2 separate regions of the Mus musculus genome follow, and region 2 is linked to region 1. A link is a loop called in an ENCODE intact Hi-C map of the cell type or tissue named here. Cell type or tissue: heart. All regions are shown on one strand. Each heading gives the region's core, and the rest is flanking DNA. Links, peaks and the distances in the headings are about the cores only.

Region 1 (15,861 bases), core at 3,115-11,114:
GGTGGATTTCTGAGTTCGAGGTCAGCCTGGTCTACAGAGTGAGTTCCAGGACAGCCAGGGCTACACAGAGAAACCCTGTCTCGGAAAAAAAAACAAAAACAAAAACAAAAACAAAAAACCTTGGGAAATCAGTCTTACAGCTCCTTGAGTCAAACTCATTATTGGCAGCACAAAGCAACACATGAAAATAACCAAAAAGGAGTGAAACATCAAGACAAAAGAAGGAAAAAAATTCATAAAAGACTTGATATTCCACCATGTTTGGAAAAGAGAAATAAGGAAAGTAGGCCCAGATCTTAGCTCCCCAGGCCAGCCATGCTCACCCACTGACAAGAGGTGGCTGTAGATCTCCAGCATCACGTCCTGGTACAGGCGTCTCTGGGCGGAGTCCAGGTGCTGCCACTCCTCCTGGCTGAAGTCCACAGTCACATCATCAAAGGACACCAATCTCTGTAATAATATAATCATTGTAAATTAACATTGACAAGCAGAACACGTGTTTTCAGTTACCCTCACCCCTTATATTATGCTTTAAGCTTTCTACAAAACACCTATTTCCCCACTGTATTTTGGGACATAGATGAAAACAATATATAAAAAAATAACTTGCCATCTATTAAACACTATCATCCCCATACCAGGAGGCCAGAAATGGATCCTTTTTCATTCTCTATCCAAGATTAAACAGCATGACAATTTATTAAGCCACATTATTCTTGTCTATAGCTGGGCTGGGTCCCTGGGATTCAACACTATATGAGTTTTTACTCTGAAAGACACTCAGGCTTGCCAAATAGCAATATAAAGACCCATATGGGGCTATAAAGAATATTTTTAGAAATATATACAAAGCAAGTTGTTGGGAAGAGCAAGGTAGGCACACACCTGGGAATGGCTGTCATGATAATGAGAGTACAGCCCCTTAGACGGGAAGTGTGGCGTTTGAATTGGGATGTGGACGAGCATACTCTAGGATGGAGGAACTAGGATGGAGGTGGACAGTAGGGAAAGCCATGCTTAGGGAGTGGCAGAGAGTTCTGAGTAGGAGGGGACAGTGACAGCCATAACGTCTACAAACTAGCTGTCATCCCAATCACAAGGAGGGTGAAGGGTGGTGGGTGGAGGGTGAAGGGCGGTGGGTGAAGGGGATGTGGAGTTTTCAACTTTGAGCTACGGACTGTCACTTAAGTAATTAATTGCAGGGACATGAAGATCTTCAAATGTAAAAGGCTGGTCTTATAGCATCCAACGTGTGCCACTCAATGTGATGGTAAAGGGATCTGCCTTTAGAAGCACCTAAGACATGGATGCAGCCTTCTGAAGGGCAGTTACTACTATAGCACTTCCCTCTTTGAAAATGGCTGCTAAACTACACAAGAGAAGCACTGCCCAGTCTCCACAAAGGTAGGACTTTGGGATGATGACACCTGAAGCCAGTGAGATGACCAGCATGATGTGAACCTGGCAGGATACGACAGTGCAGGCCTGTCATCACTGTGAAGCATACTGCAAGAATAAAATAAAATTGGAGTACGATCATTCTCTAGAGCAGAGATCTCCAAAGCGAATACAATGGGAGTCACAAAGTCATCTCAAAATTTCTAGCAGTCATATTATACTCAGATGAAACCAACTTAATAGCATATTTTATTTAGCCTAACATATCTAAATTATTACTTTAAGATACTCAGCTTAAAACTAAAGAGAGGGTTCAGTGAAGAGCACTGGCTTTCAGAGATCTGGGTTCAATTCCCAACACCCACATGGCAGTTCACAACTGGCTATTAATTCCAGTTCCAGGGGATTCGATGCCCTCTTCTGGCCTCTGTGAGAACTGTATGCACTCGGTACACGGCTATACAAGCAGGCAAAACATCCTACACATAAAAAAACATATATTAAATTAAGATACTCAGCTCTGAGGAGCCAATGTGTATCTATGAGCTGGGCGAGAAAGCCAAAAGACTCAGGGACTTGTCTGCGTGTGTGGTAAAGAGAATGCTGTGTAGCTGTTACCTTGGCACTGAACCATTCCCTTTTGGAGGGAGGGAGGAGAGGTTCTAGAGGCCAATCTTTCATGTTACATAAATGTGTAAGGGGACACACAGCTGGGGAAGGCTGTCACAGGGACGGGTGATGCAGCTGCTCGAGATCCCCGTGCCCCTGAGGGTTGTACTTCACAGTTGTTACGATAATTAATATATACACACAAAGTCTCTGCTTCACTAAGCTAGACTTGGATGCACCTACTTTTTTGTCCTGCCAGTCCTTTGGGCTGAATAGGAACAGGATTCCCCAGGGAGTCATAGACGGGGAGATAAATCTAAATCTAAAAAGCAGCACAATGAATGTGTCATGAAAAGATGAGGAAAGGCTGGGGTTTCAGCCCTCTGCATTTCACTCTTAGCTGGAGAATCAAGGTTGTCTTAGGAAAAGGAGTCCCATCTTCTGCTTCCAGTGTCTACAATCTAGCGAGGAAAAGTTGAACTTGGAGCATCTCTCCTCACCTCACACAATCCATCCTGCTCCTCTGCTCCCAACTGCTGGGGCATCTGGCAGAAATTCATATCAGTAGGCATGTCCTCTGTGGTTTCTACTCTTGGTCTCTCTCTAATTTTCTCAGGATTCTGAAGATAGGTCAGCATGTGGACGATTCTTGTAGAGTTGTGGGGCAGAGGCCAACTTGGTTATGTTGAGAAAATTGGCGGCATGAATGGCTTAGCCTCACCCAGAGGTCTGCAAAGATATCAGAAAGCCCTGGAAAGTCAATGACCATATTATCACTCACTCAAAATTTATTAGCCCATGAAGAGTTGAAAGTTCTATCTGAAGATCATCCTGTAGACACTGCAGAGCAGACAAAGCCCAGAAATGTCCAACTCTCCCTTCTACCTCTTAACCGTGACAACAGGAAGGTATTAAGCAAGGTGACATAAAACAAGGATGCAGGTATTGGTCACTGGCATTGGGAATTTGATGCAGGATAAGGCTCATCAGCCCCTAGCTTCTGATTACCAGGTCAAAAGTATGAATCAAAAAAAAAAAAAAAAATTAGCTAGCTCTTAGCTTATTTTCCGGACAATCTTTTCAGCTGTATGGCAAAGGCTACTATACCTGGTGTTTTAATATGATCTAAGGTCATCAAATGAAAGAGAGAGGATCAGTATAGTATATATCTGACTTATACGAAATGACACACTGTCCCAGTTCAAGTTTTTATTTGTTTCTAGGCACTGTTCAAACTTACTAATGTACCTCACAGCCCATCTCTTCTAACATATCTCTGTAACTCACTCACCACCACAATTCCCTTCTTGATCAGAAAAGATGAGGTATATACACAAGGACTTCTGGTCTGTAATCCTACCCTTTCCTCCTTTTTTTTTTTTTTTTTTTTTTTTTTTTTTGAGACAGGGTTTCTCTGTGTAGCCCTGGCTGTCCTGGAACTCACTCTGTAGACCAGGCTGGCCTCGAACCCAGAAATCCGCGTGCCTCTGCCTCCCGAGTGCTGGGATTAAAGGCGTGAGCCACCAATGCCCGGCTGTTTTTTAATTAATTATTTATTTATTTCACTATAGCTGTCTTCAGACACACCAGAAGAGGGCGTCAGATCTCATTACAGATGGTTGTGAGCCACCATGTGGTTGCTGGGATTTGAACTCAGGACCTTAGGAAGAGCAGTCGGAGCTCTTAACTGCTGAGCCATCTCACCAGTCCTCCTTCTTATTCTGTCCATTTTATTTTGTTATTCTGTAGCACAGGCTGACAGAGAACTCATTATAAACTCCAGGATGGCCTCGAGGTCATAGTGCCACTGCTCCGTCCGCCTATCAAGACAGTGTAAGGATTACAGGTATGACCATCCCTCTGGCCGACTATGCATGTCTTCCTTGTCTATAATGAGTCACCCCTCTACACTGGATGTAGTCACTCAGATCAATGATTTTCAGTGACCTCTAAAGACAATACAGGAGTGCCAGGTTACAAACTACCTCCCAGTGACTGGCACGCTGCAGGATCCTGAAATTATGACTGACACAAATTTTCCCTAGCGTGTTTAATTTCTTAGTTTCCACATAACCCCAAATAACTCTCAACACAAGGGTCCAAATGACAGAGTCCAGGCTGGAAGCAATTATTGATGCTGCTTTCCTTTTTTGAGGTAGGGTCACTTGGCCTGAAGTCTATTGTCCTGCCACATCTGCAGCTTCCTGGCAAGAAGCCACAACCTGCTGAGCAGCTGAGCTTGTCTTCGGGAGGAGATCGAGATCCAGGCAAAGCTATGAGATCCTGGCAAAGTGGGGGATGGGTTCCTTCCCCCTTTAAACTCAGACTTAAGAATTACACTTTGGACCTTGTTCAGAAACTTTGTCTTGATCTCATTATTCCTCTCTCATCCGTCCTTCCCCATCCATCCCCACCTCTCCTTGCAGGTACTCACTTCTCTGTGCTACAACAACATGAGGAATTATTACTGAACTGTCACAGCAGTAGGAAGGCTGGGAACCACTGCCTTGGAGGGAAAAGGTGCCAACAAGCCTGACAACATGAGTTTGATACCTGGGACACACATGGTAGAAAGAGAGAATAACTCTTGATAGCTATCCTCTTGACCTATACATGTCTCTCTCACACACACACACACAAACACACACACAGAGAGAGAGAGAGAGAGAGAGAGAGAGAGAGAGAGAGAGAGAGAGACAGGCAGACAGACAGACAGACAGACAGGCTCAAAAAGTAAGGTAGGAGTGCTGGAGTGAAAGGCGGGATGATGTCTTCTGGCTTCCACGCTCACCTGTACACACACATGTACCCATAGCCAAATAAGCCTGTAACGTACACACCCAAACAATAACAACAAATAATGAACCCTGGTGGTACCACTAGGTAGGCAGGTTACAACACGGTGAGAAAACCTCCTTTACAGGCCTCATAGGCTCTCCAATGACATTCTTAGTTGGAAACTAATAGGCTATTTAGGTAAAATACATAGATGGATATTGACTAATTGTTGAGGAGACCAAAGACAACTAAACTTTTGGTTTCTGGAAACTTTGGTTGCAGACCTACAATCCCGGCACGCCAGAGGCAGGTGGATCACAGCCACACTTGAGGTCAGACTGGCCTACAAACTGAGTTTCAGGCTAGCCGGGGGTACATAGAATAGCCTGTCAAAAGATAGGAAGTAAGGAGGGAAGGAGAGAAGGAGGGAGGGAGACAAGAGGAGGGAAGGAAGGAACAGTGGCTGGAGAGATGCTCAGTGGTTAAGAGCAATTGCTGCTCTTGCGCATGCCTCAGGCTCAGCACCTATCTGCACATGTGGCTCACAGCCTCCTGTGTCTGATTCCAGGGGAGCAGATGGCCACTAGACACACACTTGGTGTCCCTTGGTGACCATCGGTCAGACACTCATACACATAAATTTTAAAAGATGAAACACACACACACACACACACACACACACACACACACACACACGGCTGCTTTTACTAAAAAGCATTATGTATGTCTTTAGCACTTCAGCTCTGACTTAAACGCTAACCTACTTCATGCCCAGCCTGGCCTCCATAATGTAGACATCCTCCAGCCTCCGAGTGCAGAGTGCTAAGATTACAGGACAGTCATGTGCCACCACAACCTGCAGCACTACTTTAATACATAAAGCTTGATTTCTAAACTTAACCTCAAATCTGTGCACTAGAGACAGACATGGGGCCACTAGGTCACTTTACCTCTCCGCCTGCTCAACGTTACCACTGTATGGAGTCTCAACCTCTGCTTTTCTTTTTTTCCTTAACATTTCTTTAGGAGGTGGGGAATAATTGGAGAAGGCAGCTCGCCCAACATTAACGGAAAAAAAAATTTTTTTTTAAAGATTTATTCTTACTATTCAAACATTTAAAAATGAAACGTGTGTGGGTGTTTTGTCTGTCTTTGTCTGTGCACCATTAGCTGGGAGGCCAGAAGGGAACACGGATCCCCTGGAATCGTCCCACCAGGCAGTTCCAAGGCACCATGTGGTGTGGGTGCTGGGAACCCAACACTGCTGACCCACATCTCCACTCTCCTGCCTTTCCTCCTCACTGGTCTCTTCAGTAGGCAGACTGGATGAGGCTGGCCCTTGCCTGTTTGGATGCAGGAACCCAGGCTTCTGCCTTACAATCTTTTTACAGCAGCACCTTTCTGCGTAACTGCCAATTACCAATCCTTGCCAAATTCACAGATCCCAGGCACAAGTCAAACCTCCGATCAGACCTCACATCAGCAAAGGACTGCAGTATTTATGTAAACTTTCAATTGTAACTGAAATGACTAGTTTTTTCTTAAATCTTTCTTCTGTCTTCAGTTGCATACGGGGGAAAGGAAATATCCAGAACACCTAAGGGCAGCCCCAAGGCTATGTCCCCGCTTAGATAACTGTGACCACATTAAATATACCTAAACACATCTCCTGGCTTCTAGGCAGTGCCTTCTATTGCTAATACTGCTTAGGCTGACAGAGATGGAGGGCACTGGGTCTCCAGTTTGGACCAAACGTAAATAAATTCATTTCCCCGTTTTCTCTTACTCTTTGGAGTTTATCTCCTCTCGAAGGCCAGTGTTTGACCAGGAGCCAGGGCTCCAGTTACCAGCTACTCAAACAGCCCAGAAAGCGACGCGGTCGCCCTCACAAAGCACCCTACACTGGCCTCAAGCTCCATCGCCTGACTCCTAAGCCAATCACAGACTGAGCGGATCACAAGCCATCTCAAGGTCCTCGCCCTGAAGCTCCCGGATGCTGCAGCGCCCACTCACTGAGTCCTGCCCCGAATGCCCTCACATGGTAATTTTCACGGACGACGGTGGGAAATCCCACAGGACAGCATACTGGGAAGTGACAAAATACAGACGCGGAAAACCCGCAGGAACAGAATGAAAGAGAACCGAACGACCCCCACTTTATCCACCTCATCCCCCCCTGGGGCCGATTCAACCATCACTCAGCACAAACCGGCGCTCAGCAGCACAGCGTCCTCTGCTCCACATCCACTCACCTCACATTACACCTTAGAGAAGCTCTGCACACGGCACGCCAGGACTGCGAGACTTCCGCCCACAGACACCCACAATTCCATGGGTTCGGATTCCAAACACCCACGCTACCCTGGCAACGACAGGAGAGGCGAACTACTTTAAGATCTGAGCGGATGTGATCACTCTAGGCCACTTCCGATTTGAATAAGGGTTCCCTCAGTTCACTACCACGTAGCCCTGGGTGGCGCGCATGCGCACCACCACTGGCGGAAGTCTGTCTTGCCAGTACTTATTATGGCTCATCTGGTGGTTTCTGATTTTTTTTTTTTTTTTTTTAACTTCTTCCTAGAAAGTGCCATGGCTGAACCCACACTCCCGTGACACAGAGGCAAGCATCAAAGCGCAACGGTTCCATACAGCCGACAAGAATGTGATAGGTGAAAGTCCAAGGCTGTCTCACATGCTTAGGGGATTTATTAACGTCTTGTATGTGTATATAATTCTAAGACACTGTAACATTACATCTTCCTAAATGTACCTTTTTTTCCCCTGTATTTTATTAGATTTACTTTATGTATTTTTGCCTGCATGTTGAGTTTATAGCATCCAGGACAGCTGCAAGAGCAACAAGTGCTTTTAATCTGTTTCTCTTTTTCTTCAACTTTCTCTTGATTTTCACCAGAATTGAAAGAAGTTCTTATTTTTGAGATGACCTCACTATATTGGTCTGACTGGCTTGGAACCGGACATGAAGGTCATTCTGGCCTTGGACTCTCAGACATCTCATGGCCTCTGTTTCCCGAGTGCTGGGATTAAAGATGTGTATCACCACACTGGCCTTTTCTAATTTTTCAAAAATTGAAAACTATGTGGGGTTATTAGGAAACAGGAGGTAAGTCATATGGAACACCAACGGTGAGAAACTGAGATAAGCCATCATTTACGTCATACTGAGGCATCTCACGGTTCCCAGAGGATAGAAACCTGTTCTTACTTAGAAGTAAAATGTCTTCTAAATCGCATAATAGAAATAATGTAGAACTAGGTGGGCAGTGGAAATAATGATAAACAGGGACACTAGTCAAATGGGAAAAACACCTAGCACTGTAGTGAATAAATTAGTAGACCTAATGTACATTATAAGAATAAAGTATAAAATTGTGTGAGTTATCTCCATATTAAACACATTCTAGCCCTGGACAGTCTAGAACAGTGGTTCTCAACCTGTGGGTTATGACCCCTTTGACAAACCTCTATCTCCAAAAATATTTACATCATGATTCATAACAGTAGCAAAATTACAGTTATGAAGTAGCAATGAAAAATATTAGAAAGGTTGAGAACCACTGGTCTGGAACTATGTAGACCAGGCTGGCCTTGAAGTTACTCTGATCTTGTCTATACCAGGGAAGTTCTAGGATTACAACAATGTGCAATCATGCCCAGTTCACACATAGTCTAGAGCTTCCCACTGAGAACAGACTACAGGAATAATGATTTAGGAAACAGTTTCATCATCAAAGATACACCTCAGGAGTCCCAAAAGAGTGGACTCAGCCATCCATCACCACAGAGCAAAATTATGATAAGTTAGGCACCAACGTGTTCTTCCGGAATTTCTTTTTGTTTTGTTTTGTTTTGTTTTGTTTTGTTTTGTTTTGTTTTGTTTCGAGACAGGGTATGTAGCCTTGGCTGTCCTGGAACTCACTTTGTAGACCAGGCTGGCCTCGAACTCAGAAATCCCCCTGCCTCTGCCTTCGAAGTGCTGGGATTAAATGCATGCGCCACCATGCCCAGCCCGGAATTTCTTTCAATAGTTTTCCCTCTTTAGTCAATAAACAATGCTCATCTATCTTGTGTCCTGAGCCACTGCTAGTTCACCAGGAAGATGAAGCACTTGACTCATGGAAATGATGAGCTGATAGAGACAATTGTGTGTGTGTGTGTGTGTGTGTGTGTGTGTGTGTGTGTACATACATACACACATACATTCACACGTATATAAATATATATAATCAGAAGTTAGTACCTGTATATGAAAGAGAACTTGTTGTCATTGTCTTCATGAATTACCTCATCTCATATTTTCCAGTTGAATCAAGTTCCTTGTAAATTTCATTTTATGACTCATAAAATCCCACTGCATTTATACTATAGTTTCATTATACATCCATCTATATTGATGGACATCTGGGCGTATTCCATTTCTTTGCTATTGTGAAGAGTAGTGGTAAACATGGATGTGTCAGTATCTCTGTGGTATGAAAGAGATTTTCAGGTATATATCCAGAAGAGGTTAGCTACATGATTGAGTAGTTTCAATTTCAGAAACTACCACTAATGTTGCATAGTGAGGTCTATTGTCTCAAAACCAAAACAAGTCAAACAAACTAAACACAAGAACAAAACCCCAGACTGATTTCATTGTAACAAACTACATTCCCTCAAAGAGTCATCAAAGTCTCCCTTTTCTTCACATCCTCAGATTTGCTGTCCATTGATGACGGCCATTCTGAGCAGGTAAGAAGTTAGCTAAGGAGGTTAAACGCTTTAAAAAAAATTGACTGTATGTCTTCTTCAGAGAGTTCTCTGCTCAGTTCCTTATCCCATGTCTTTATTGGCATGCTTTTCTTGTTTGGTTTTTTTAAGTCTAGGTCTTTTCAAGCAATACACCATGATTCATAGGGAATGGACTACTGAAGCTCAGGCTTGTTTCTGTCAGTTCTCACAAGGTGGATTTCTTTGGGTGGCACAGGCTACTGCTTCAGCTGAACCCAGTTACTGTTTCTTTGGCTCCCCTTTTCTGATTATTTCCCTTCACCCTTTCCAAGAAGGTTATCACAAGTCTTTTGTTGTCTGTTTTTGTTGTTGTTGTTTTCTGAGACAGGGTCTCTCTCCCTCTCCCTCTCCCCCTCCCTCCCTCCCTCCAGCATAGGTTGTTCTGCAACTCATGTGTAGATCAGGCTGGCCTTAGAGATCACAGAGTTCTGTCTGTCTCTGCCTTCTGAGTGCTGGAGTTAAAAGTATGTACCGCCACAACTGGCTCTGGATTTCAACCTCACAGGATATCATGCTACCAACAAAGGTATGTATTTTAGGGTAGAAAAACAATACACACAGAGATGGGGTTTTTATAAAACAAAGTAAAGAGATTCTACACAGGAATATGATTTTGAGAATAGTAATATATGTAGCACATATGGTCAAATATATTGTGAAGAGACAAATAGTAAATATTTGTAGATTGGAGGCTACAACAACTCAGTTGTGCTAGGGTCTCTGTGAGTTCAAGACCAGCCTGGTAAGCTGCAGGTCACCCAAGGTTACATATTGAGATCCTGTCTCAAAAAAAAAAAACAAAAAAACAAAAAACAAAACAAAACAAAACAAAAAACCCAAAAAGACAAAACAACAACAACAACCCCAAAAATCAACCAAACAAACAAACAAACAAAAAAACCAAAAAAAACCAAAAAACAAAAAAAAAACAAACCATAATGGGCACAAGCTGGCTCAATGGTTAATGGCACATGTTCAATTCCTGGGACCTGAATGTTGTTAATAAAGAACAAACTCCCATAAATAGTTCTCCGACTTCCACACATGTGCCATGGCACTCATGCATGTGCACACACACACATGCACACAACTTCACTATTTATTGTCTTATGTGTCAATGATTCTATAACGAGTGGTTGAGTCTGTCTATGTAGTTCATTACAAATGGAACACATGGAAAACAGGTACAATGAGTTAACATGAAAAGAGAAAAGTTATAAGGAATAGTGAATGCTATAGAATTTCACTTATGGATTTATCTCAAAAGCTACTTGTATATGGTGAAAAGATTACTAATTATTGACAGTGCAGTTTCAAGATGGTGTGACTAGGGGATAGACTGTCAACACAAATTAGATTCTTAAAAGAAGAAACTGGTCAGGAAAACCCCACTAATCTGAGGTAACACATATGTAAGTACTGATGTCATATAAACAAAAGTGTGCAACCAGACATACATATTAGACACACTTTTGACAGAGAACAGTATCTTGTTTCCTTTCTTGCATTATAGAAACATTATTATCCCACAATAAATAGGAATATCGTTGATACGAAAATCCCCCAAATTTTCCTATAGTCTGGTAACAAATGTATCTTTTGCCATCTTCTATAGAGAAACATTTCTCAGCCCATTGCTTTAGGGTTTCCTCCTTGGATGAAAACCGGAAATCAGATTACAAATGTCTCTCACAAATAATGTGTCTATTAATAAGCAGTGTATATCTAGATATTTTAAAGTACAGAAGAAATAATGTACAATAAACTCCTTTAAAAAAAAAGATTTATTTCATGTATGTGAGTACACTGTCGCTGCTTTCAGACACACCAGAAGAGGGCATCGGATCTCATTATAGACGGTTGTGAGCCACCATGTAGTTGTTGGGAATTGAACTCAGGACCTCTGGGAGAGCAGCCAGCGCTCTTAAGCCATCTCTCCAGCCCCAATAAATTCTTTTAAAACATTCTCTTCAAGTAATTTAAAGATTATACCTCAGTTAGGAATATGTTTATAGACTATGAGGAAATATGCTTCACACAAAAACTGAGCCTAAAAAGAACTGTGTCTACTATGAGCTGCTTGCTATTTATTATCATCTGACATGCTGTTAAAAGCCTTTTAACACTCAGAACACAGTAGTGTCTCTCTCCATTCTAGACCCAGTGCTGCACATCCAGTTGGGATGCTCTCTGCATTTCTATGTAGGGATGATGAGGGCCCCTCAGTGGGTTTTATTATGGAACAATTTCCTATGGCATTGCTAAGGCTTCTTGCAAGTGTGAGTCCGCTGATGGCATTTCAACACAGACTTCTGGAGGAATGCCTTCCCACATTTTTGACAGACAAAAGATCTCCCCCTAGTGTGAGTCATCTGATGCCTAGGTAAAGATGACTTATTGTAGAAGCCCTTCCCACACTCAGGGCACACATAGGGCTTCTCGCCTGTGTGAATTTGCTGATGGGACGTCAGTGCTGACTTCTGGATGAAGGTCTTCCCGCATTTTTGACAGACAAAAGGTCTCTCCTTAGTGTGAGTTATCTGATGTCTATGCAAAGACGACCTGCCAAAGAAACCCTTCCCACATTCAGGGCACATGTAGGGTTTCTCGCCAGTGTGAATCCGCTGATGATCTCGAAGTTGGCCCTTTGAAGCCAGGGCCTTCCCACAGTCACTGCATTTGTAAGGCTTTTCCCCAGTGTGTATTCTCTGATGTGTCCGCAGTACTGACTTCTGACTAAAGGCTTTCCCACACTCACTACATATATGGTGTTTTTCTCCAGTATGAATTTTCGTGTGTAGATTGAGGGACGATCGTCGGCTGAAGGCCTTCCCACATTCGGAACATGCATAAGGCGTCTCCCCGGTATGAATGCGGAGATGCTCTTTCAGTTGGGAGGAGTTGCTGAACGACTTCGCACAATAGTCGCATTTGTAAGGTCTCTCCCCTGTGTGAATTCGATGATGGACCGTCAGCTGGGATGTGTGACTGAATGATTTCCCGCAGTAATGGCACGTATAAGGCTTCTCTCCTGTGTGAGTCTGCTGATGAGATGTCAGCTGTGACCTCTGAAAGAAGGCCTTCCCACATTTATGACAGACGAAAGGTTTATCCCTCGTGTGAGTAATCTGATGTCTTAGGAAACCTGACCTACCATGGAAGCCTTTTCCACATTCAGTACACACGTAAGGCTTCTCTCCTGTGTGAATTCGCTCATGCTCTTCCAGTTGGTACTTAGACGCCAAAGCTTTCCCACAGATGCTGCACTTGTGAGGCTTCTCCACCTTGTGAATTCGGCGATGCACATTCAGCGTGAATGAGTACGTAAAGGACTTCCCACAGTCCCGGCACTTGTAGGGCTTCTCCCCCGTGTGAACCCGACGGTGCATCTTCAGTTGGGATGCGTAAGTGAACGATTTCCCACAGTCGCTGCATCTGTGGGAATTCTTGCCCAGGTGAAGTCTCTGGTGAGTGCTGAGCTCGGACTTCTGGTTGAACGTTTTCCCACACTCGCTGCACTCGTGGTGTGTTTGTCTGATATGGATCTTCTGGTGAACGGTGAGGCTTGACTTTCGCTTGAAGGCTTTTCCACAGTCACCGCATTCATAAGGTTTCTCCTTCATATGAATCTGGTAGTGCACTTTCAGTCGGGACGTACAGCTGAACAGTTTCCCACAAACGGTACATTTGTAAGGCTTCTCCCCAGTGTGAATTGTCTCATGCGTGCTGAGGATTGATTTCTGCTTGAAGGCCTTCCCACATACGGGACACACGTAAGGTCTCTCCCCTGTATGTATCCGATAATGTACCTTCAGCTGGGATGTATTATTGAATGATTTGCCACAGTCCCGACACTCATAAGGTTTCTCTCCAGTGTGAATTCGATGGTGGACCTGCAGGTTGGACGTTCGACTAAATGACTTCCCGCAGTCGGGACACTCATAAGGTTTCTCTGGGTGAGTTTCTTGATGGGAGGCAAACTCTGTCTTCTGGAGGAAGGCTTCCCCACACTTGTGACAGACAAAAGGTCCTTCTCCAGCGTGAGCTGCCTGGTGTTTACAGAAAGCAGATTCGTCATAGAAGACTTTTCTACATTCCGTGCCTTCATCTAGTTTCTCACGAGAATGAGCTTCTTTCTCTGTCAGTTGTTTATGGGTGGGAACTTTTCTGCACTGGTTACCTTTGCACGGATTCCATGTTTCACGAAGAATTGTACAGTTAGCATTAGAAGAGTCTTGCGGGAGGAGGTGAGCAGATGTAACAAGACCATTCAGCTGTTTTGTGACACTGCCTTGCTCTTCACCGTTGGCTTCAAGGTTAGGGTTCAAACGTTTTGCAAGTAACCTTGGAGCTCCCTTTTGTGTAGAAAAAAGGTTAGCTACGAAGGGAGTGGTCTTCCCGGGCTCTTTCCACCCACAGTCTCTATCTGCTCGCGCTGTTTTCTTGTTGAGGGAAGCCCCAGGACTCCAGGGTGGGATCTGGTTTTGCCCATCTCTTTGTGCAGGGTCAGGATCTTGCCACAGTTCTTCTAAAATCGAGCACCACAAGCCATGCCTTGTGACTGCGCTTGCCTTACTAGTTTGGAATGCTGCCTCCTCAGATGCTTTCTGCTGAGGCCTGTAAAACTCTGATTCCACTTCTGGGAGAAGGAAAGAGGTGAGAAGAATATGCACAGTGAACAGGATGGGTGAGAAACCACAGAGTTAATAAGCAACACGAAGAAAAAAAAATCTGTGAGGTACTTATGCCAACGAGCAGAACATGCCTAGATCCCTTATGACACGCCACACATTAGCCGTGGGACACTTGACTACCAGGCAACTTTCTTTATGATGGAAACGAACTCATTTTATCCCACAAACCATCTCATAAAGCAATTACAACCGCTTTCCCTGTTTTACAGATGAAGAAACAGTAATGTGAATTCTTAGATCAGTGGTAAAGATGGCCGCGATAATCTGTGGGGAAGATTGTCTGGACGAAGGCAATGAATTTGACTCATGTAGGAGACCTAGTGAGGTGAGGGGTAGGGGAAGAAAGTGTTAAGGCTACTACAAGGTAGCCAAGAGTTGAAAGCAAACAGAGACCAACAGAGCAGAGGACTCCATCAGTTCTAGAGAACAGCATACTCACGCCTTTGGCCCATTTGTTCATCTAGTTAAGGACTCACTGTCACTCACTGTTGTTAGGGGTGGAAGTTTACTTAATCTAGAAAAGTATTCTCTATCTCTGAACCATAATCTAAAATCAGTAAATTTTCCTTTTTTTTAAAACATCAATTTACACATATAGTGGCCTTTCCTTACTTTTCTGATCTCAACTCTATATGAGCAGTTATAAGCATCTGCTTCTGTAGAAGGCTGGAGTTTAGTTTCCGGCACCCACAGCAGGAACCTGTTAACTCCAGCTCCAGAGGATCCAACATCCTCATCTGGCCTCTGTGGAAACCCTGATACATGTGGCATTTATTCACACACACACACACACACACACACACACACACACACACACACAGAGAGAGAGAGAGAGAGAGAGAGAGAGAGAGAAATATAAATAAGAAAAATCTACAACACTGATCACATATATCTAAGGGGTATCTACAGAATATTCCATCCAACAGAAATGGAATACAATCCTCAGCAGCCCATGGAAGTTTCTCAAAAACCAAAAAACAGACCATATGCTAGGTTACAAAACAAATCTGAACAATACAAAAAAAAAAAAGCTGGAAAAATGCTCTGCATCTTACAAGACCATAATGAAACAAAACTAAAAGCCAACCAGAAAGGAAACCACAGAAACCGCACAGATACATGGACATAGAACAGTATATTCTGAATAAACAGTGAGTCACAAAGAAATCGGGGAGGAAATGAAAGCATTTCTGGAACAAAATGAAGAGGAATGCCAACTTACCATGATCTTTGGATACAGCTCAGAGAGTTCCAAGAGAAAGGTGGTTTCTGAGATATTTACATTCAAGAAATCAGAGAGTTCAACTTAGTGATGCAATTAAAGGTCTCAAAGAAGAAGAAGGAGAAGGAGAAGAGGAGGAAGAGAAGGAGGAGGAGGAAGAGGAGGAAGAGGAAGAGGAGGAAGAGGAAGAGGAGGAAGACAAAAATCTAAAGTAGATGAAAGAAAAAAGATCTAACAGAATACACAGAAGGAAAAAAAGGAGATTGGGGTTCAAAATACTGCTCAGTTGTTAAGAGCACTGACTGCTCAGTTCCTAGCACCCACATGGCAGCTCACAACTCACTGGAACACCAGTCCTAGGGGATCAGA
Region 2 (15,861 bases), core at 2,674-10,673, 200 kb before region 1:
CCTCTACCTGTACACTGTGGCATGAATAGCTCTCAGCCCCAATCACACACAAATTAAAAATAATAAGGCATAATAAGAAGAGGTAGAGGAGCTGAGATGATGGCTTGGGGGTTAAAGGCACTGGCTGCTCTTCCAGAGGACCCCAGTTCAATTCCTAGCAACGACATGGTGGCTCAGAACTGAGACTCCAGTTCCAGGAGATCTGATCCATTGCTCTCTGCTGGCCTCCTTCCACATGTACAAAGTTTTCAAATACACATACAGCAAAGTGCACATACATACTAAATACATAAATAAATTATAAAAATAAAAAGTTAAAGAATGATATTTGCAAAAAGAAGAAAGGGTGGGCAGCAATAGAGGGACAAAGATGATCTGACCTTTGGCCTCCACATGCACACACACACACACATGAATACATACACATACCAAACAAAAAGTGCCTGTTTTGTGAATATTCAACAAACTGTCTTCTCACCACCCCCACCCGCCCCCGAGCCCTGCACAGTCTTCAAGTGCTTGCCAGCCAAGGGTACAATTACTCTTCGTGCAGATATGGTGAATGTCCCTGAGAGCTGAAAGGAGACACTATGTGCTAAGGACCACAGGACCTGCTTTAAGAGTACATTTAGGGTCCATCAGGGGGATGCATCAGTGGGAAAGAGCACTTGTTGCTCTTCCAGAGTGGGGTGTGTGTGTGGGGGGGAGGGGGGGTGCATTTCAGTTCTCAACAGCCACATCAGTAGCTCACAGTAGCCTGTATTGTGAGTTAAAGCTCCAGATCCCGGAGATCTAATGCCCTCTTCTGGTATCTGAGTGTATGCACACTCATAACATTAAATAAAAATAAAAGAGATCTTTTAAAAAGTCCATGTTAATAGCTATCCTTAAAAAAAAATATTTATTTTGTTCATGTGTTACAAGTTTGCTCATGCTGGGCCTTTACTGCAGTTCTCAAGAGCTTTTTAACTGCCGAGCTGTCTCTCTATCCTCCAGCAGCTACCTTGTAAAAATTACATTATTGTATGTGGGCATGATACAGAACGTGTGTGGAGGTCAAAGGACAACTTGTGGGAGTCACTTCTCTCCTTTCCACTATGCGGGCTGTGGGGATCAAACTCAGGTCATCATGCTTGGCCACAAGCTCTTGTATACACTGAGCCATCTATCACTCCAGCCCAATCATTTGAGTGATATAAAAAATATTTAGATTCTAGGATTCTATGTACGTGAACTTTTACCTGGATGTATGGACTCATATTACCTGGTATCTGCAGATATCAGAGGAAGGCATTGGTCCCCTTGGAACTGGAGTTAGAGATGGTTGTGAGCTATAACTGGGGTTGGGCCTGGGTTCTCTGTGCTCCTCCAATGTTCTTGAGCACTGAGCCATCTCCAGCCTCAAAAGCCTGGACTTAAATAAGCTTGTTTCTATGATCTCATATAATATGCATGAGTCTAATCTAGCAGGTATCTCTGTTTCAAGGTGGGGGGTTGAAGTAATGTAGGACGAGAAGGATGTTATCAAATAAAAACACACATGGTACAACAGCTGCTGTCACAGGTGTCACAGAGGAAATGGGGTCTGTGGAGGGGTAACCGGGAAGGGGGATATCATTTGAAATGTAAACTAATAAAGTGATTAATAAAAAAAACAAAAAATAAGAGAGAGGGAGAGGGAGGGGAGGAGGAAGGGAGAGAGAGAGAGAGAGAGAGAGAGAGAGAGAGAGAGAGAGAGAGAGAGAGAGCCAAACAGCATAAGACAGTTTGTCTAGGGCAATCCAGGAGGCCTCATGGAGGAGGTGACCTCACAGAGACCTGAATGTCAGGAATGTGAGACTAGCCTGTCTCCCAGACCTGATGAGCAGCTTCCTAGGGGTAGGGTTTGGTTAGAGTCATCTCTGGGACTTGGCAGAGGATGTGGATGAATTACTTCCAAATATGAAGCCCGTCTGCAAGACCCTACTTACTGTGCTTTGGATCCTCAGATGACACATTGGACTGACATTTCCTGCGTATGCTAATGGTGTGGGGTAGGGACAGAGCTGACAGAAGGGAGCTGTGAGTCAGATTCTATGTTCAACATTCTGTGGGCTCTGGGCCTGGCGTATAACAGAGACTCAATTAATTGGTGTTTGAAAGGGGAAATTGTGCTGATTGAATAAGTGAACACTTTTCTCTGTATCCTTTTTCTGGTGAACTCTTATTCATCCTTTAAGACCTAAACTAAATGCCCCTCTATAAAGATTTCTGTGTTCCCTTTATTTGGGTCTAAGGTAAGTCAGGATGCTCAAACACATTTACATTTCATCTGAAACTTGTGAAATTCATCTGGGTCCATCCAAATGTTTTGAATGTTTGTATTTTGAAACATATACATTTACCCACAGATCATATCAAGATGGGGAAAATAACCTCTCTCTGACAAAACCCTGAAAGCCCTTAGCATACAGCACAGTTTGTTTGTTTTTTGTTTTTTTTTGTTTTGTTTTGTTTTCTAAAGTCCACGGGAAGGCTCTTTGGTGAGTTTAGCAGTGGGTGCTTTCTGCTGTAACTGGGAGTGGGCATGGATGCTGCACCAGACCCTCGAATTCCAGGGCCCCAAGGGAGGCAGGGAGTGTGTCAGGTGATCCAAGGTCAGGCTGGTTCCTGCCAGGACAGGAAGAACTGGTGTTGGGTGGACCCAGAAATGAGACCTAGTGGGAGGGGAAGAGGAAGTGGTTAAAAGACCCTTCTGGGAGGTTAGGAGGAATGGAGAATCTGATTTTTCCATCAGGCCTGTGGGTGGGCTGGGGGTAAGGCAGGAAAGGAAAATGGCAGAAGAGGGATTCTTTGCTTCAAAGTCTAGCTAAAGTGTCTCACTAGCTGAGAGTCAGGGATTCCAGCACAGTCAATCATACTGAGTTTTTGTTTATTTATTGTTTTAAAATCATGTACATTTGTACATGTCTGTAGATGGGTACACGGATGTAAGTGCAGGTGCCTGAGAAAGCCTGAGACATCTGACCCCTCGTGTGCTGGAAACCAAATTCAGGTTCCTCTTGTAGGAGCAGTGCACACTCTTAACCACTGAGCCATCTCTCCAGCTGTACTGGCTGGTTTTGTGTCAATTTGACACAAACTAGAGTCATCATAGAGGGAGGAGCCTCCGTTGAGGGAACACCTCCACGAGATACAGCTGTAAGGCATTTCCTTAATTAGTCATTGATGGGGAGGGCCCAGCCCACTGTGGGTGGGGTCATCCCTGGGCTGGTGGTCTTGGGTTCTATAAGAGAGCAGGTTGAGCAAGCCAGTAAGTAGCACCCCTCCATGGCCTCTGCATCAGTTCCTGCCTGCAGGTTCCTGCCCTGTTTGAGTTCCTGTCCTGAGTTCCTCCAGTGATGAACAGTGATATGTTAGTATAAGCCAAATAAATCTCTTTCTCCCCAGCTTGCTTTTTGGCCATGGGATTTTGTTGCAGCAATAGAAATCTTAACTAAGACATCAGCCCATACTTTAAATATTTGCAATTTTATGTGTATTATTGTTTTGCCTGCATGAATATGCCCGGAAGCCAGAATAGAACATGAGAGCTCCTGCCGCTGGAGTTTCAGCTGGTGGTGAGCTGCTGCGTGGATGCTAGGAGTTGATTCCAGGTCCCTTGGCAGAGCAGTCCGCACTCTCAACTGCTGAGACATCTCTCCAGACCTTTATCTCTTTGACGTTTGTTTGTGTGTACTCCTGCACATGCACGCCACAGTGTTCATGTGATGGTCAGAGAACAATTTGCAGCACAAAACGTATCTGACCTGGGTTGGGCCTCACTCCTCTCCTAGGAATTTTTGGGCTCCCTCAGAGATGAGACTGCTAACTGTCAGCATTGTAGCTAACTACCTTCCCAAGCCCTCCTGACCTGATCTGGAGTTGCACCATCTCTGCTGTGGTCCCACCAGATGACCCCAGAAGCCACCCTGCAATCTCATTTAGATGTAATGGCACAATTACAATGATATAACCAGACATCCATCTGATGCTTACTTCAAACCCCATTGAGAACCCCATTCTGACTATTGTGAAAACCTATGAGCTGGTTCTTTGAGAAGCCCACACTCCTGGGATAGGAGGCGGCTCCGTGGGTAAAATCACAAGCTGGTAAGCCTACGACCTGAGTACAATCCCTGGGATCCACACAGTGGAAGGAGAGAACTGACTCACAAATTGTTCTCTGTTCTACATACACACACACACACACACACACACACACACACACACACACGCTTTTAGATATATCCTGCTTTCTCTTTCTTTTAACCCTCACGCTTAAAACCTATGCTAATTTCTTGCAATAAACTCCAACTTGGGCAAATAAGATGACTGAGCTGGTGAAGGCACCGCCAAGCCTGACATCCTGGACTCAATCCCTAGAACGGAAGAACTGAGGGTCTGCCCTCTGACATCTATGCATCATGTGCTCACATTCGTTCACATAAATAAATATATGCTTTTGTAAATTGAGAAGATCTGTAAAGACTGCTCAGTGGGTAAAGGTGTTCACTGTTGGACCAGATGACTTGAGTTCAGACTCTGGGGTAGAAAGAAAGAACTAACTGCTTTTGATCTCCACACATGTTCCATGCTGCGAGCATGTCTGCATGCAGACATGCACATACACAAAATACATGTGATTTTAAAAAAACAAAACCAAAAGCCTCCCACTCTGCTGCACACTGTATCATCATGAGATCCAGTTTTACCAGAACTGAGGTCCTGAAAACATGAAAGGACTCTGAGGGTGCTCTGGGTGGCAGTGTGGAGCCAGACTCTTCTTTGCTGCTGACACATCTGAAGGCTGCCCTCTGTGCACTCATTGGCTCTGATCCCAGACAGAGGCACACACATTGGAGGTCAGATTTGGTAGTGTTTAATCAGTGATAACCAGATGGTGTTCATGTTCCTGTGTCAGTGACCATAAACACACACATACACACACACACATATTCCATCATGGTCTCCATACAACATATGTAAGAGGTAGACAATTCATTGTCCCCATTTTACAGACAAGGAAACCAAGGCTCAGAGAGAGTACCAGGCTTGTCCCAGTCACACAGAGGAGGGAGGTAGAGGTTGAATGACAGGTAACTTTTCTTAGAGACTTGGGGACTGCTAGCTTCCTTGGGGTACTAGAACTTTCTCAGCCACCATTTTCTGCATTTGTGAGCAGAGAACAGGAGTGGACAAGGGATGAAGGAAGAGGGGTGGGTGGGCATGAGAGGAGGAGAGGGGCAGACGGTCATTTGAAACGAATGACTCTTCGGATCCAGGGGGTGTATTTGCAGATCTCTGAGTAGACAGATGGGTGCTGGGCAGCACCACATGGGTAAATGCCCCACGAGAGGACGCCATGCAGGGTGTCATCACACACCAGGGGGCCACCGGAGTCACTCTGCAGATGGGAGGAAGGAGGTACCATGAGGAAAGAGCTGCCTGGAGGGCTATTGTTGGGTTAGGATACGGAAGACCCTGGGATGGGGCTGGAGAGATGTTAGAAGTTGGGGTGGTAAGGAGATACACACAGAGGTGATGGTGGCATGGGGCGTGGGGGTCAAATTGGGAGGTGACAATGGAGATGTGATAGGTTTGCAGCTGGAATTGGCTCATCCAAGGTGAGAAGACTGAGAGGGATCAAGAGATGGGGGTTGGCAGGGTGAAAAGCAGATTAAGGGAGTGGGTTGAGAAACGGGGTAAAGAGTAGGGAGGGCTGTGGATTGGGGAGGAAGGGAGGAAAAGCAGAGACAACTCTTTCAGTGTCTTAGTGCCCCCCACCCAGTCCAGGAGACAGACTTGCTTGCTGATCTGTCCTTACCTGGCAAGAGTCTTGGTTTCCGTCTGCCTCAGCACAAATCATGCTGTTGGTGATCACACCTGGGTAGAAGGTCTCACACTGCTTCTGGCTAAGGAGAGTTACCTTGGAACAGCTCAGGCTCCTATTGTACTTCACTGAGAACAGGGCAGTCACAGGGAGACCAGTTAGCCCTCTCTTCCAGACCCCGGAATCCAGCCCCAAGCCTTCCTACATACCCAGGGAACCTAACCCCACCCCTCCACCCTTAGGCACAGAAATTCAAACCCTCGTGATCCTCCCTCGGCCTCCTCCCTGGGACCCAGGGTGCCAGCCCCAGCCTCTTCTCTCAGATCCAGGGGTCTAGATCTGAGCCTTCTCCTCAAACCGAGATGTCAGACCTCAGCTCTCTTCCCCCAACCTGGGAGTCTAGCCACGACCTTCCTCTCTTATACCCAGAGGTCCGTGTCCCAGCTCTCTGACCTCACATCGAGGTGTCTGGACTCCAGCCCTCTTCCCCAGATCCAGGACTACAAACTCCATCTCTCTAATCTTACAAACTCCATCTCTCTAATCTTAGATCCAAGAATCCAACCCCAACCTCTGCAGTCCCCTGAGCCAGAGTTCATATTCTAGCCTCTTCCCTCGGACGTAGACACCCAGGTTTCAGCCATCCTCCCTCAGATCTAGGGTCTAGCTCTCACTCAGCCCTTTGGACCCAGGAGTCCAGCCCAGTTCTTGCCTCTTCGGCTGGCTGAGGTCCCCCAGCCTGAGACCTGACACTCTTGCCCTGGCTGAGAGCAGCGGAAGGGCAGTTGCACGGGATGCACGTTGGACGTCAGCATTACAGGACTGCTCAGTTTCAGCATCATGAGGTCGTGTTCATCTGAGCGATGTGGCAGGATGGGGCCTGAGCAAGCCTGATACTTGGGGTGGAAAACAGGTGAACTCGTGGACCGCAGTTGCTCCTTCTGGAAAAGCAGCAAGTGGTCATCGCCAACTCGAGCTCTCAGTGGCCTGGGGGAGGAAGAGTAGCCTGATGAAGGCAAAACCTTCATGGAGACAGAGCCTAACCCTAGTCCTTGGGTCAGAGGGTGAGGAAGTGAAGTGGGATCCTGAGATCAGAGGGTCTGGGAGAGTAGCTGGGGCTGGTCCCCTGGGACTGAGGGAAGAGGCTGGAGACTGGACTCCTGGGTCTGAAGGAGGAGGGCTCAGGACTGAAACCCTGGGTCTGAGGGAGGAGAGTAAGAGTTTGAGGGTTGAAGGCTGACTACTACTCTTTAGTATGCCCGTCTCTCCTTTCATCTTCGTGTCACCTGGTCCTTTGTCCCTGCGTTGCAGGCATATGAGGAGACTACAGGTCTTAAATACAACATGCCCTGGCTGGCTTCTATGGACAGGTGCGATGGACTCACAGCGCCCCGCCCTGGCGTTGCAGCTTGGATCCTGCCTCTCTTGTAGAATGGCTGCCACCCTTAACCTAACCAAAGCCGAGAGAGTGCCTGGGCCCCATCCTCCCCACTACTACATTGCTACTTCTGAGTGGTTCCTTACTTATTTCTCCAGCAATGTGCGGCCGTGAGCACCCAGTTCTGGTCCACCAGGACACCCGCACATTGGAACTGGAGGTTATGGAAGAGGGAGACCTGCCAGGGATGATAGTCACGCTCGCACTGGGCGCCGGAGGCCTCGAGGTCCACGCGCGTGGCGTTTCCCGGGAGCAGCAGAGCCTGCGCCGCTGGATAGAGAAGCGGGACAGGGGGATCAGGTTTCGCCCAGCCAAGTCACGGTTCCGGGTTAATACAGCACGTCACAGGATGGGCCTCTAGGGGGCGCAGCTGAGTAGTAAGCCGTGGGAAAATTAGAGAACTCTGCGAACCAGTTACTGAGGCGTGAAAGGGCAAGAGGGGTTAGAATAGAATGGGACTAAGACACCCCAGGGCTGAGACTGGAGTGGGGGTAGGATGGGGGGCGGTGAGGCAATGTGCAGGAAAGGCAGGGATCTAACCTACCGGGCTGAGACCAGATGCGAGCCTAGGCAGAGCACTGTGCAGAGGGAGTGTGATAGGTAAGGGGGCAGACAGGGGGTACAGAAGGGCAGAGACACAGTGAGCAGTAAGAAGGCAGAATTCTGAGTTCGAGCCTGGTCTACAAAGTGAGTTCCAGGACAGCCAGGGCTACACAGAGAAACCCTGTCTCGAAAAAAACAAACAAACAAAAACAAAAAACGAAACAAAAACAAAAAAACAAGAAGGCAGAATACAAAGGGAAGGTAAAGGCAACAGTCAACACGGTGGAGGCAATATGGAGCAGGAGACAGAACGCACAATGGGGCAATGAGAAGCAGAAGACAGGAGACACAGTGGGCCAGTGAGGAGCTAATGTGGCAGCGAGGAGGAGACAGGGACAAGGTGGGACAGCAAGAAATGGGGCCAGAGCGCCGAGAAGTGCTAGACAAATGAGAAGGGGTGTGCAAGAGGGAAAGGTAAGTCTAGTCCAAGGATGGGAAGTTGCTCCAACACACAGGTTAGGGGTACTGTAGCACCTCCTTTAGGAAGAGGGAGGGATGCAACGGGTCTGCAAGAGGTGAGGAGAAGGCAGGAGAGGCTAAGAGGCGAGGTAGGAGAGGCAGAGAGGTGGAGAAGCTGATGGGGCGAAGGGGCTGGGTTCTCCTAACAGTTGGGTGCGGTATCTGGGGTCAGAGCCCACCTGAGGGTGGATCCTGCTTGGGATGTCTATGTGGGTGCCAGGCCCCCAGGAAGGCGAGCTGACTACGGTTGCAGTGGCAACATTCCCTCCACCTCCGGTCCTGGCCCTTCCCTCCTGTCGCCCCCGGCCCCAGGCTCACCCCAGAGTTGCACCATCAGTAGCGGCAGCAGAAGCTTCACCAGGGACCAGGAGCCAGAGGCAGTGGAGAGGTGAAGAAGCGGGACCCTCATAGCTGATACTTGGCTTGCAGAGGCTGGAGTGGAGGCCTAAAACAGATGATCGGTCAAGACCCCCTGCCTCAGCGCATCTGAACCACTTCAATGAGGTTCACTCCAAAGGCCCCCAGAACTCCAGTCCTCGATCCTCCAGAGGGGACCAATTTGTGCACCCAGCCTTTCTTGGCCACCAGCCACACTGAGCTCCAGGTCCATACTCCTTCGTGGGTGGGTTGGGGTCCTGCTCAGAGCCCGTGGGAACCTCTTCCTAACCTCAGAGCTGAGGGACTTCCCCATGCTGCAGGGAAATCAGGGCTATGAAAGAGTTCCTGCCCGTTGCCCGAGGGTCTCCACCCATCCTCTCGCCATCCACCCCAATAGGGTGGGGTGCAACCCGCTTCACCTGGGAGTCGCCAGTAAGAAGAAAGGAGACTCAGAAGTGGCTCTTGCCCTGCAGTGTGGGCTGCAAACAGTCCTCTGACCAGGGACCCCTGGGCAGACCTTCCCTTTTAACCCTCAAGATCCCGGAAGCTTCCTCCCCCCCACCCTTCCCCTTAGGGCTTCACTCCCTCTCTTTCCCTCTCCCTAATTATAACGTGGGTGGGGCTGGCATTCAACCAGGGCCCCAGATTCCTGCTCAGGGAGGGGCCCTGGAATACAGGCTTCTGGCAGTGACAAGAACACCTTCTGGAGCTAGCTTTCTTGGGGGTTCCCCTATGCCCTCTTTCTGAGAAGTGTTCTCAGGTGTGGTGGGAAGATGGGGGGGGGGCTTACGTCGATGAGATGGTGAGTGACAGAGAGGGGAAACGAAGAGGGGGCAAGGTCTGCTCTGGCAGGAGCCAGAATGAGGAAGAAGAGGGAGGTGGGAAGAGTTCAAGTAGGCAGAAGGAAAGAGTGGGAAGGACACAGACAAATTCCCAAGTGTGTAAACCAAGAAACAGTAGGCTCCTTGTGTCTCAGCATGTGCTGAGAGGGTGGGGGTGGGAAGCTGCAGCTTTGCCCTAAGCCTGTGTGTGAGCATCGTGCACCCTCCCTGTGTGTCTTCAGGTGACACGAGCTAGTGAATCACATTAAGGAACAGGCCACATCACCTTGGCTGACACCCTCATTTTGGGTGAGGAATGGGAGGCTCGGAGAGGGCTGTGACTCATAAGAGGTCACACAGCAAGCAAGTCCGCCTAACAACTAGAAACGATTCTCTCTAGTTCTAGGGATCTCTCCTCAAGAGCTGAACAGAACGTCTGTGTTTTCTGAGGCATCTTGTCTGTGTTAACTTCAGAGGTTGCTTGACTCAGTCCTGTCCAGATTTTTGCTACAGTGACTATGTTGTACCAGCCACCAGCTACTTGGAGCTACAGAGCATTCAAAATGTGTTAAAGGTGACAGGAATTTCCTTTCTGTTTTTGTGTCCTTTGGCTTCATTTTGGCTAGCAGAGACCAGGCAACGCTGACCTCAGTGAACTGAATCTGGCAGTTGGAAAATGATGGTAGCCTCTTTTACTACCTCTTACTCTGTGCATGCGGACCGCACTCACTGCGATCACACTTTTGCATGTGCAACTTCTCATGTAGAGAGAGAAGAACTGAGTGAGTTCTTTCTGCCTGGCCAGCAAGATGGCTTGGTGGGTACCGGTGCTTGCCTAACAACCTGCCTGTGATCCTTGGTCCCCCACATGGTGGAAGGAGAGAATGGACTCCTGCAATTTGCTCTCTGACTTCCACCTGTGCACCATGGCGTGTGCCTCTCCCTGCCCACCCCTAAAAAAAGAATGAGTAAATAAATGGAAAACAAAAATAAACTAAAACTAAAAAAAATTTTTTTAAAGTAACATAAAAAGAAAACAAACTGAGCATTAATGTTAATGTGGCATTGCGTTGATAATTAAGAGTCATTGGGCTTTTAAACCCTTCAGGTCTCAGCTGGGTGGTTGTGAGCATGCACCTTCATCTGTCTGTGCCCACTTTCATGGTCTGCAAAAGTGGGTAGAAAAATAGGACCAATCTCCAAGGGGCTTGTGAGCATTCAGTTGCTTAGTAACATTTAAAAGATCTTTGGGGGGCTGGAGAGATGTTCTGTGGTTCATAGGACTTGCTGCTCTTGCTGAGGACCAGGGTTTGGTTCCCAGCACTCACAGTGGCTGGGGATCTGACCCCTCCTCTGAGCTCCTCAGACAGGCAGGTGCATGTCAGACAAACGAATATACAGGCAAACTCTCATACCCATATGACATTTAAACACCCTCTGTATGGTCAGGACTAATATGCAGTTGACACTCAACAGAATCATTTATCATTTAACAAATATTTATTGAAACCCTGGGATATGCCAGGGACTGTCTTCAAAGCTGGGAACAAAACAAAACAAAACAAAAAACAACCAAACAAACAAAACCAGTGGTGATCATGTCCAGAGTCACAATTTAGTTCAAGTCAGGATTTGATTCCAGGCCCCAGGTCGATCATCAAGTTAGAGCATCCCTATACTATACTCATGGTGGGTCGGAGAGAGTACATGCCAGGGTCCCAGCTGAGGACTTCTTAGGGCAGAATGAAGAGAAGTCAAAGCATTAAGAAGAGGTTGGAGGGGTTGGGTGGTGGGAAGCAGGTCCCCTCTAATTGTTCCTCATAACCTCGTGGATCCAGTTAAAGTATTTGCAGACTTTTGTATAGACACCAGGCTTTCTGGTGACGGCACATGGGTCCTGACCCCAGGAGATGATGCCTTGAAGAGATCCGTTGCAGACCAGGGGGCCTCCAGAGTCACCCTGGCATGAGAGGAGACACAACCTGTTAGAGTTGAGTGGGGTGGTTGGGAGGGGGTGAGGACGGTAGTGAGGGTGGTGGGCAGGTGAAGGAAGAGATTGATGGTGAGAGGCTGGGTGGGATGAAGGTGGGATTCTGGGTGAGAATATAAATGGGGTCAGGGCCCAGAGGTTCTTCATGGGTGGCAGAGTTGGAGAGGAGGGTGAACATGGGGAGGCAGGGTTGGATATGGTTGTGATCAGGGCTGACTGGGGATGTCAGTAAAGATGATGGAGGTTGCAATGGGTATGTGGCTGGAGATCCAGCCCCTGCCTGCTGACCTGACAGGAGTCCTTGCCCTCTTTCCGAACACTGGCGCACAGCATGGTGTCTGTGATGTTGCCCGGGTAGGCCTTCTCACACTCCTTGTGTTCGATGATGGAGACATTGGCACATCGCAAGGAATGAGGCAGGCGCACTGTGGGGACAGCAGTGAAGGGTGTGAGCAGTGGTCACCTGGTTTTCCAACCCCACCACAGTAGCCAGCACCTGGGACAATCCTTGCCCTGAACCCATCTCTATGCTTGTAACTGTTGCAACAGCAATGCATTGAGTAAATTCTTCCTACTACTTGTTCTCTGTGCATTACCTCTGACCCCACTGTGGTAGGTAGATATGATTATTCTTTTTAGGAAAAAAAAAAAAAAACCAAGGTTCAGAGAGGTAAAGCCACCTGCTTTAGATCCCACAACTAGAAAGTTATAGATTTGGGAATCACACCTGCCGCACACCTGTCTCACACCTGTCTCACACCTGTCTCACACCTGTCTCACACCTGCCTCACACCTGTCTCACACCTGCCTCACACCTGTCTCAGTCTTGAGGCCCAAAAGTGAGTCCCTCAGAATTTCTCATCTTCCTTTTAGCTCATCCCTCTCCTGACTGCTCCAGATCACCATGCCTCTTGAGTGACTCTGATCTTTCTCTCTGAAGATTCATCTGGTCTCCTTTCCCCATCTCCCACCCGGATCACGGTTCCCTCAGGAGCCCCTACACTGGGGGCTGGACGTGGTGCCCCATCCAGAAATGAGGCAGCTGGTGCCTGCAGCGACACAGTGTGGGGACAGGGTGAGTGGCTGCACAGCTCGGGTAAAGAAGACGGGAGACGACATCTTCACAAGCATTATGTCATTCCGGTGGTCTTTGTTGGGGAGGCTGTTGTTGAAGTCGGGGTGGGGGAAGGACTCAGTGGCCATCCGCCTCTGCTCACAGCCGTCTGTCTTCTCTAGATTGTGCTCTCCAAGGAGGATCACGTAATGGCTGAGGTGGGAGAGATGTGGTCAGAGGTAGAAAGGTAGGGGGACAGGGCAGGGGTGGGGAGGGAGAGATGATGAATTGTGCCTTGTGAACACCCAGACCCATCTACCATCACTCGCTCCTTCATCCTCATCCTGACTAAGGCCATCATCTATTCTAAGACCACCTCATTCCTTTGTCATCAACTCAACTAGATCCCCATCATACAAACTAATGCCACTCCATCCCCAAACCCTCTATCTTCATACCAACCAGGCCTCCGTCATACACACTAATGCTACTTTACCCTCTCCAGTCTGATCATCCATGCTAACACCACACCATCCCCAACCCCTCCACCCACTGCTGCCACCCCCACACGTTCTCTCTGGACCCAGCCCCTCTCTCCATTCATCTCTCCATCTCCAGCCCCCTCCCAGCCCCGCCCAGCCCCGCCCCAGCCCCCGCACCCACGGCTTGCGGCAGTGGGCTGCTGTCAGGAGCCATTTGGGGGCGATGAGGGTTGCCCCACAGAGAAGCCGTGTCTTCTGAAAGAGGGCCACCTGCCATGGCTGTGAGTGAGGCCTGCACTCATAACCCTTGATGATCCTCGTCTCTCCCCCTACGTGCCCTGAAGGGGGCAAAAGATGAAGTACAAGCATAAGAGGGGGTAGGCTGGTAGAGAGACCCCAGAAATGAAAGTAAGCAAAAGAATAGCTGTTCTCATTCTTAGCTGTCACGTGCTGGCATAAGACTATACTTCCAGGTCATTAGTGGCTGTCCTAAGATTTTGAGGGGACCCAACCCCCACCCCCATTCCTCCTCTTAGTCCCACTTGATTATGCCTGGTATAGCTCAGACTACTTCATGGGGGTGATCTCCAAGCAGGTGTCACTGTAGCTGGGGGGCCTTAGAAGTAGAATAGGGAGCCCCCCTTCCCTCTAAGCCCCACCGTACCTGTTACCAGAGCAAGTGCAATGAGTCGGAGAATCATCCTGGCCTGGAGTAGGGCAGGGCGGGCGCCAGGTTCCCCTGGGGACAAGGAGGGAGGTCTAATCACTTTAAGAGGCGATCAGAATGCTGGCTTTTGGGTTTTCTTCTTTCCTTCACCTGTTGGGTCTCTCTGCTTCTCTGACTACCTGCCTCCTTCCCCCAGGGGAACCTCCTGGTTCTCACACCAATCCCCAAGCCTGTAAGAAAAGCCTTGTGCTTCCAGAGTGGCTTGGATCTAGGCTAGCAGCTTCCTGGATATTGAGAACAACAAAACAGCTGGGAGGGGCTTTGTTGGGCAAGGCTCCTGGCTCACTCAGGTTGAGCTGCTCGGAGAAGGAAGACCCCGGGAGAAAATCTTAGAGAATATTTTTCTTTTTCTTTACATGAGAACCTGGCTTGTTCCACAACTGGGAGCCCCACAACTGGGAAGACAAGGGGGAAGGGGCTAACTACTGGGTAAGGACCTCATTTTTGATGTCCCAACATGTAGAATATTAGGGACCTGTGAGGTCTGTCCACAACCAGTGAAGTCTCTCCCTCCACCTTGCTGAACTCCAGTGAAGGACAGCTGGACTGGGCTGGGTGTGGTTGGCTAAGGGACAGCTGGTGCCTACAGCTGCCCTGGCTGGCGGGGGTGGGAGAGAAGGGCAGGACGAAGCCACCTGAGGGGACGGACTGGACGGAGGTCACTGAGTTTGGGGGCAGCAGTTTAGAGGTGAGAGATACAGAGGGAAGCAGAGTGTGGCTTCAAGTCCCTCCCCATCTTCCAAGGACATCTTCAAGAGGGGGAAAATGCATGCTGGGACAGAAGAGGCCTAGCTTCTAGGATGGCAGTCTTCTGGAATGGGTGGGGGTGGGGGTGGGGGTGGGGATGAGGGTGGGGGTGGGAGAACCTTCCCTTCTCTCCTGGATTCATTCCTGGGCTCTGGGGATGGGAACTCTAAAGGGTGCGGTTGACACTGCAGCAGGCTGGGTCTGAGCACCTGGGGAGAAGGCAGGCAGGCAGGCAGGCAGAGGGCTTGGCCTCCGGAAGGGGGGCCGCTGGGATGACTGGGCTTCTAATCCTGCCTTATTGCCCTGGGAGAGAGCTGTGTGTGGGCCCTCCCAAGGCAGCCTTGGGGTCTGGGAGACAAGATATCACTTGTCTGAGCCCCTCTTCTCCCTGTGGTCTCCTCTTCTTGTAGGTATACCCTTTTTTTTTCCAGCAGGTCTCAGAGTCTCGGGCCCCCACATCCCTCTCTCCCCTCTGTGTGTGTGATTTTGGTCTCTGCCTCTAGGCTTCTGTCCCTGCTTGTCTTTGGATCCTTGTTTCCTCTTGTCACAGCTTTTTGTCCCTACAACCCCTTTCTAGGCCTCCCATTGTGCCTGTCTCTGTCTCCTCTCTAAGGCCTCCATTGCTCTCTCTCCTCCTGTGGGCCTCTCCCTTCTCACAGCCTAGGCCCAGCGGGCCCCTTGGCCTCCTTTGGGCCCTCCCTTCTCCTTTCCAAAGAGGGGGGAATCTGGGGCGTCATAGAGGTGGGGCTGCTTGCCTGGTGAAGGGGCAGGGACAGGACGGTGGGGGAGGCAGGTCAGGGCCTGTGACAGCCATGGCTCAAGAAAGGAGAGAGAAACCTCAGCGGGTGTGCCAGGAGCCCCAGGGCTCCTATGTGGGCCTCCTTTCTCTGCTGACCCTTCCCCGGCCCCCCTGGTCTTCACTGCCCAGGCCTCCGGCACTTACTGGTTTCTGTAGATAATTTCCAGTCACTCTTCAGCCTCCTCATTAGATAGCTTCAGGTTTGAAGCCTCAGTTCTCCTAGCTTATGTTTTCATTTAGATTTTTCTTCCATGGGCCTCCTTCGCCTTACTTCCCTAGTCAGATGTGGGACAAGGCGGGGTAGGCCCAGGCTCTGCCAGCAGCCTACTGTGGCCTCAAACCCTACGGGCTCTGCCTCTTCCTACCCAGGTGACGTGGGACAGGTGACTCCACCCCAGGGAAGCTCAGTTCTCTACTCTGTGACATGGGGGTGCCGGCCCTGCCTTGGGGTGGAGTGGGGATGAACTGCCAAGGGGATGTTGGAAAAGGCTACCATCCTGTGCTTTGGGGTC

Evidence for each region. Hi-C counts contacts between places; a loop is a spot of excess contacts. Peaks named below come from ENCODE experiments on the same cell type or tissue, not always from the same donor. Only the 100,000 strongest peaks of a DNase experiment are listed, where the experiment ranks them.
Region 2: it touches region 1 in a loop (2.1-fold over the local background); 2 of 42 quality-filtered maps call a loop at or near these places.

What each region holds. Positions count from the first base shown.
Region 1 is chr7:43,570,943-43,586,803 of GRCm38, reverse strand. It overlaps Zfp719 (zinc finger protein 719), which reads right to left and starts at 7,218. Exons shown (of 4, transcript NM_172482.1): 1 at 7,038-7,218; 2 at 2,508-2,736; 3 at 324-450. The coding sequence starts at 2,645. It overlaps Zfp658 (zinc finger protein 658), which reads right to left. Exons shown (of 5, transcript NM_001008549.2): 5 at 11,343-14,215. The coding sequence ends at 11,838. In heart, for the core only: no CTCF peak of the experiment used is centred there; DNase peaks (open chromatin) are centred at 6,763 and 7,183; H3K4me3 peaks cover 1,931 bases; H3K27ac peaks cover 1,752 bases.
Region 2 is chr7:43,774,434-43,790,294 of GRCm38, reverse strand. Klk10 (kallikrein related-peptidase 10) reads right to left here and starts at 9,241. Exons shown (of 6, transcript NM_133712.2): 1 at 9,149-9,241; 2 at 8,670-8,796; 3 at 7,376-7,559; 4 at 6,564-6,838; 5 at 5,846-5,979; 6 at 4,885-5,425. The coding sequence starts at 8,760. The coding sequence ends at 5,273. Klk11 (kallikrein related-peptidase 11) reads right to left here and starts at 13,966. Exons shown (of 5, transcript NM_019974.2): 1 at 13,741-13,966; 2 at 13,258-13,414; 3 at 12,542-12,807; 4 at 11,829-11,965; 5 at 11,032-11,510. The coding sequence starts at 13,777. The coding sequence ends at 11,358. In heart, for the core only: CTCF peaks have their summits at 4,779 and 7,645 (motif pointing right); a DNase peak (open chromatin) is centred at 7,644; H3K4me3 peaks cover 755 bases; H3K27ac peaks cover 385 bases; H3K27me3 peaks cover 2,750 bases.